Regions from separate parts of the Homo sapiens genome. Here region 1 is linked to region 2. The links are chromatin contacts, found by Hi-C or POLR2A ChIA-PET in ENCODE. All regions are on one chromosome and are shown on one strand. Each heading gives the region's core, a stretch centred on a gene start or an enhancer-like site at or near the end of the contact. The rest is flanking DNA. Distances are from core to core; before and after follow the strand shown.

Region 1 (3,431 bases), core at 562-3,061, 38 kb before region 2:
CCAACAGTGTCCATGCATAACTTTCCAGAAGAGTTCCAAAAATGCTTTGAGCAATTTCTCAGTATCTTGGGAATCAGCAAAAATCTACTGAGAGGACTGCTTTGCAGGCAATAGTGCTGCTTTGGAATTAGACATTCTCATTCATGTGTTACATAACAATAACAAGCACTTATTAACTGTTTACTATGAACCAACTCTATCCAGCAATGTTTGCGTGTGTGTATTCTCACTGAACCCTCCCAACAATTATATGAAAACAGCAACAACAACAATGGTTGTTTTTGGCATTTACTGAGTGCCCATGATGGGTCAGACAGTGTTAAGGATTATTTCGTTTTAAACCCATTTTACAGACAAAAAAACTGAGGTTTAGAAAAAAGTAAAGAACTTTGCTAAGGTCCCAAAGCCAGTAAGAGAGGAACTAAGATTCATATGCAAATGTATCTGACTTGCTTATAATTACTCTGATTTATGCCTGTGGTAGGCTCTGCACTGTGATGTGACTGCCGGATTTATATATATATTATATATATACGTATATATATAATATATATATTATATATATATTATATATATTATATGGTAGTAGAATGAATATATTACTATATATATTATATGCTAGTAGAATGAATAAACTTATATCAGTGACAGTGGTCCCACCAAGGCAAATAAGAACAACAAGCAAAAGTGATACAAGAGGGTTCAGCTCATCTAATTCCTAAACTACAGCCACGTTCCTGTTCATAGGAGAGAGCAGTGGGCATCAGAGACCAAACCTGGATGTCTCCAAGCCAGCTGCAGCATGGGGCTTTGTGATTTGCTGTTTCACTCCAGTTAAGCCCCTGCAGGGCCCTGAGTCTTAGTCACTCCAGCCAGGCATCAGGAATGGGTACATTCACCTCCCTTCCCCAGCCTTCCCCTATGAATATTTATAAAGCGCTCTAGAATCCTGGTATCCCATAAAAATGCAAAGTACGATTATTATTAATGATACAGTTAGCAAGAAGGACATTTGTTATTTCTACTCAATTGGTTTCCCCCAGGAGCAGAAACAATTTTTTTTGACATAGTATTAATGCGCCGCCTCCGCAACTTTGGTCATCTGTCATCTTCTTTCGGACAAAGTTGAGCCAGTGTCTCAGGCAGCACCCTTCCTTCCCCTTTGCAATATCGGCACTAGCTGAGCCCAAGTGGCTTTATGGTTTAGATGAAACTATGGATCTTTATTTGATTTCTGGTATCAGGAAACAATTTATGAGGATCAAGGCAGTTAGGCTACGCGACTTCCTTTCTTGCCGAGGTAGTCGCTAGTCGCACAGGCAGCCCTGGCTCATAAATCTCGTTTTATTTCCCCATCTATTCACCTGGAACTAAGTGATTTTTTTTAAGGCAAAGGGGAGAACACATTTCCTTATGTAAGCACTCTTCCTCCAGCTCGTAATCACCATTGTTTCTCAGACGAACTAGTGAGCAGCTGAAGCAGGAGCCATTTCCATTTTCGTGCATCACACTTGTATTTTCAGAGTTTACAGAAAAATACTGCAACCAATTTGGGATTTCCCTGTAATGAACCACTTCCTCTAAATAAACCAGAATTGATTCCAATGTGAATTTCAGAGACGAAAGGGCTTTCTGAAAACATCTATTTTCATATGCCCTTCAGAAACTACCTTGCCTTTCTTTTTGCTCCCATCCCCCGCTCCCACCCTCCCTCAAGCCCCCCACCCCGCCTTCCCCTCCTTCTTAAGAAGACTTTCCCAGGTCCCTCTTGGCTGTGGTTGAACGACGTTGGCTCCTGTCCATGCTGCAACAAAGACCTGGCATTCCAGCTGTCTGCGTCTAATCTCCAGTGTCAGCTCTCGTTAATGTGTGAGCGTGAAATCAGAGGGGGCAGAGCTGCACGGAATATTAAAACCATGATCAGAATTCCACTGAAATGCTGAGAGTCTGCAAGCACCATTAGAGGAGGCTGTCAAATCACGGCTTCGCATTAAATAAAAGAAAAGATTTCTATCAGAGGAAAGTACAATCAGTGAATCGCTGAGCTAAATTAGCATTTTTTCAATTGGAGATCGAAGTTGATTTATTGTTCTACACGACATTAATGTAACTATGTGCTTGACCTGCTAAGGCAGCTAATTTTTCATTTAAATGGTTTCTTTCCTTCCCGGTGCAAAGGCTGCAATCATATTTCAACTTTGCAGAGTGATCAGAAAAGTCGTGGAATGCTGCAGAAATGTCTTAGGGCGGCCTTCCTTCCCCTCCCCTCTCTTTCCTTTCCTTTTTCCAACTCCAGCGCCTTCCTCCTCCCCTCCCCTTCCCCCCTAACCTCATGGCTGGTGGTCAAGGTCACAGAGGAAGAGTAATCTCAAAGCCACCGACTTCAAAGCCTCCATCAAAGAAGCCCCTACGTAGCCATTGAATTAAAAGGGAGTGGGGGAGGGTGGGGTCCTGGCACTAGACGTTCCTACCAGCAAGAAAGGACCCTTTAACTGCCCTGCTGGTGTGGCCAAATCTGGGGCGTCCTGGGTCCAGTTTTCTCCTGCAGGCCTCTCAGTATGTGTCTCTTCTCATCCTCCCCATCCCCCTCTCCTCCACACTCACATCGTCTGAAGATAATATACATTTCCAATTAGCAGAGCACATTCTAGTCATGTTCTCTTTTACTGCCCTAACTATCTTCCTTTTGCTAAAAAGCTGGGCTGTCATTAATGAAATCCTGCAGTTCTGTTAATCCGAGATACAATGCTCCTTTCTCTCTCAGTCTCTCCCTAACATAAAAACTACAGTTACTGAAGCTCCCCTCTTCTGTTTGGAGTCCTCGTTGTTTGTCTTTCATTGCATACCTGATGTAGCATAGTAGCAGTCGAAGTTCCCGGACGGATGTAGAAGGAAAAAACACAATTATATTTGTTTCCCAGTGTCCTTGTTTGCAAAGGCAGCTGGCATTTTCTGTTTTTATTTTTTTAAGCACATTGATTTTTAAGCTCTGGAAATTTAGGAATATGTCTTAGGGTAGTTTGGGGGCCTTTGCCTATAGCAAATTTGTTGGATTTAAAACAATTATAGCTGGAAGCCCTGGAAGAACCCTGATAAATTACTTTCCGGCGTTTGTCTGAAATGCCTCTTATGAATTAATGCATTGTATCCATAAGAGAAAGGGCAGGTGGGTGGTGGGCAGTGGTGCTGACATTTGCCACACCTTACCAATATCAGTATGACTTCCAAAGCATAGCGGACATTGGACCAATAGCTGGTACTTATATTTTGGTTTTCTTCTTCCATCCCCAAACATCTACATTCTGAATTACAAATTGGGAACTTTCCTATATTTGGAGGAGGCATGAAGTCAGTGTCAATCCCTTAGATCTGGAGGCCTTGAGAATTTGAGGCTAAGAACGGAATCAGCTGCTACATACCCAGCTAGCCAT
Region 2 (3,365 bases), core at 409-2,908:
CATGAGAACTACATATTCCCTTAAAAGAAAAGCAAAAATAAAATGCCCATTATGTGATCCAAAGCTCCATTTCTGGGTCACAGTTTACTGGACCTACCTAGGACCTCAGAGTGAAGAGATCCAGAGATCATCTAGACTAGCATCTCTCTATGTCTGCTGCTTCTGATGACAAATCCCCGTGGCTTGCCTGATGTGTAATGCTACTGCCTCTGCTTAGATATTACCATAAAGAAGAAGGACCTCCTTCAGCAAATCAATGGTGGGAGATCTATGTGCCATGTGCCAGGGACTCTTTGTTGGTAGAGGAGTAACTGAAGGGCATTTGCCTTGAATGCAGTAGTTGTTTACATTCTAAAATTACTAACCCAACCATCACCACCTGCCCATCAAGAGAATATAAAGAAAGCTTTAGACCATCTTCTCCAGAAACAAGCACATAAACATATTTTCAATGTAATTTTAATAGGTTCAAAAACTCCTGAAACTGACCCATAGATCTCAAGCTAAGAATCTTTACTTTAATGCTGTTTTTGAGGACCATGCAAATGGTGCTGGTCCACGTACTAAAACAACAATTAAATTATTCTGTTTTTGTGGTGAAAAATTCAAGCCTTGGAAAGTGAGAATTTTATCTCAAATTGTAAGAAGTATCCACCTGGAGCAACTGTGTCTCAGGGACACTGAGAAGGTTAGGAACACTGAAAAGAAGTGGGACAGCCTTGCAAGCTCGTTTATGTGGCTGAATATTTCCTTGACGTGCTCATTGACATTGTGCAATGGAAACACCACACTCCTCAGCATTGTGTTGGCAACTCCTAGGTTTCTGAAGGTTAATGATTTTATGGGTCCAGGCCTCACACATGTTGCACCTTTCAAAAGCTTCATTTCTCTTTTGTTTGGAGGAATTCCCAATGACTTTTAATTAAGTGTTTTCTCTGTTGGCAGGAAGGAGACAATAAAGGGAAAGGGTTTGTGCATTCTTGCTCACAAAGCCAATGCTATGTATTTGTGGTCGATGATTGATGGGTGGAGCACTTAAGGTTGCAATTGCAAAGTAAAACCCACAGGTAGATGTTGCCTATAAAAACAGTCTTGGGAAGGTATCTTCTGCCGCACTTGCATGGTGCATTCCATGGTCTATTTGGACTCTTGAAGCTTTCTTAGGCATTGGGCTCTTGCTCCTAGGGGCATGTACTTCCTGAAGAACTTATGGACAAGAAGTCAGCCCACTTGAATGAACTGATGTCAACAGAGAGCTGGACCAGATGTTTGGGGAAGGGAAGAGGTGTGGAGATAATTACTAGAGTAGGGGATACATGTGTCACTTCTTACAAGGATTGAAAAGAAGTTTCCTATTATGCCAAGTGAGATGACACAAGAAGCAGATCTTATTTCTCAATATTGATGCCTTAGTCCAAAAGGAATGAATCCATTCTTCTGCCTCCAGGCAATGCAACATTCAAAGAGATTGGGTTTTTGTTCTTTTTTCAGCATTCTCAAAGAAGGGCATTCCGGCCTTCTTTAACCTTGCATTCCAGAGCCTCACAGTGCCTATACTCAGGAAATAACTTCCTCAGGTTTAACTTCAATCCCTCTCCCTGCAATGTGAGACCATTGCTATCCTCCAAGGATTGGAAGAACAGCTGCCTGGCACCTTGCCAGTCACATCATTCCACTTTCCCATTGTTCAGCAAAGGAAATGGCTCTGGGAATCTGTTGCTTGGCTCCTCGTCCGTCACCCAGCAGGAACCCAGGCCAGATCTTCAGGCTCCTTTGAACAGTCACTTTGCTGCTGCACCAGGTATCTACTTGGAGCACTATTTTCCCAAGCTTCTAAAATTACCACAAGTGACTTATCACCCTCTGAAAACAAAACTCTCTCTAAGGGGCTTTGAGAGATGATATAAAAGAATGTTCTACATTTTTGCAGTGCTTTACCTAACATTTGTGCCCACAGAATTTCCAAGATAGGCCTTATAGCCATCATTTTAAAGATAAGGAAATGGGTCCAGCAAGATTGGCTCAACCAAAGTTCACGCAGATAAGAAGAACAGAAGCCAAGAGTTGGCCTTCAAATTATGATACTTTTAAGTTCAGCACTCTTTCCACTACACCAGAGTAAAGTTCTGGACCATGGATGTCTTGCCTTTGTGATTCTTAGTCTAACAAACTAGAGAGGCAGATACACAAGGAAATGAGTGTTAAACTCTTCAGTCACAAGAACTGTGGAATCAGTTGGGGTTGGTTAGGAGAACAGCAAGAAAGCCTCGTGGGATAGGTAGCATTTTAGGATAGTTAAGGGAGGTTCTAGAGACAGAGCGACCTGACTTACAGTCCTGGCTCTAACACAGGCTGTGTGACACCAGACAGATTCACTAACCTCTGAGCTTCAGTTTCCTCATGTATGAAACGAAAATAATATCTTTTTCACAGGGTTATTTTGAGAAGTAAATGAGATAATTAATATAAAGTGCTTAGCACAGGATCTGACAGATAGAAGAGCTAAATAAATTTTTAAATAATAACTATTCATGTTAGGGAGTGAATAGAGCAATGAAACTGAATGGAGTTAAATTGGGAAAGGTTTCATTGAGGAAGTGAAAGTGCAATAGGAATTTGAAAGCAAGATTGGGGCTTAGGGGAGAGGACAAGAAGCGGATTATTTCTTTGCCCTCAGTCTCGCGTAGGGAGGCTAGTTTAATCTCTGCATGGGGGTTCCCAACACTGCCTGTCTGCAGATTTTCAGATTTTTAAGTCACTTTCTGGAACAGTGTAAAAGCAGTACATCATAGGCGAGGCTGTGGACGGCTGGCTTACAGGATATATGGGGAGATGCCAACGTTAAAGCAAATTCTATCCTAGAATGAGGAACAGCTTCAGTATAACTCCATTAAAAAGGGAGTGTGCTGTAATGTTGAGCTATTCTTAGTGTGGATAACTCCTTAAAAGGTTAAGTCTAATGAGCTGGCTTGCTTGCCATAGATGTGCTGCTTCTGATACAGATGAGAGGGATGACCTCTTTAAGATTCTACAAATTATTGGAAATAGGGATATTGCAATTCTTGGAACTTTCCCATTGATTGATTAAGTAAATCATCTACTAAATGCAAATCTAATTTGAAAGGTATACATTTAACAGAATTAATAAGTGAATTGAGTAGGCAAAACGTTAGAAGTAGCCAAAAAATGCCCTAACTGATTGGAGACTTCTAAACAGGCTCCAAAGAGTGAGGAACTCAAGAAGGAAATTACTGGAGGCTCTTAGGGATTGTGGCAACACTGCTTTGGACATCTGCCCAATCCAGTGTGGATTTGTGGAACATGAACCACAATGCCACAACTATTTCCAAAGGCATGTAAATCAG

The links. A loop is a pair of places that touch in the nucleus more often than their neighbours do. ChIA-PET counts read pairs that join two places held with the same protein, here RNA polymerase II (POLR2A). Pooled maps may share reads with other maps.
Region 1: a map of endothelial cell of umbilical vein shows a loop between it and region 2 (3-fold over the local background). The contact joins two enhancer-like sites. A Hi-C loop is called at or near these places in 2 of 168 maps with a recorded cell type or tissue (IMR-90 and endothelial cell of umbilical vein) and 1 of 50 pooled maps. POLR2A ChIA-PET finds 5 or more read pairs at or near these places in 2 of 52 experiments (AG04449 and OCI-LY7).

What each region holds. Positions count from the first base shown.
Region 1 is chr11:121,928,196-121,931,626 of GRCh38, reverse strand. No RefSeq gene overlaps it. Among named protein-coding and RNA genes, the nearest start is that of MIR125B1, 170 kb to the left of the region's middle. RefSeq lists enhancers at 1,808-2,308, 1,164-2,564. Within about 2 kb of position 1,811, at least 11 of the 41 ENCODE cell types and tissues checked have a DNase peak (open chromatin) inside an H3K27ac peak, as active enhancers do.
Region 2 is chr11:121,890,592-121,893,956 of GRCh38, reverse strand. All of the region lies in intron 2 of LOC107984402 (a long non-coding RNA gene), which reads right to left. Among named protein-coding and RNA genes, the nearest start is that of MIR125B1, 210 kb to the left of the region's middle. Within about 2 kb of position 1,658, at least 3 of the 41 ENCODE cell types and tissues checked have a DNase peak (open chromatin) inside an H3K27ac peak, as active enhancers do.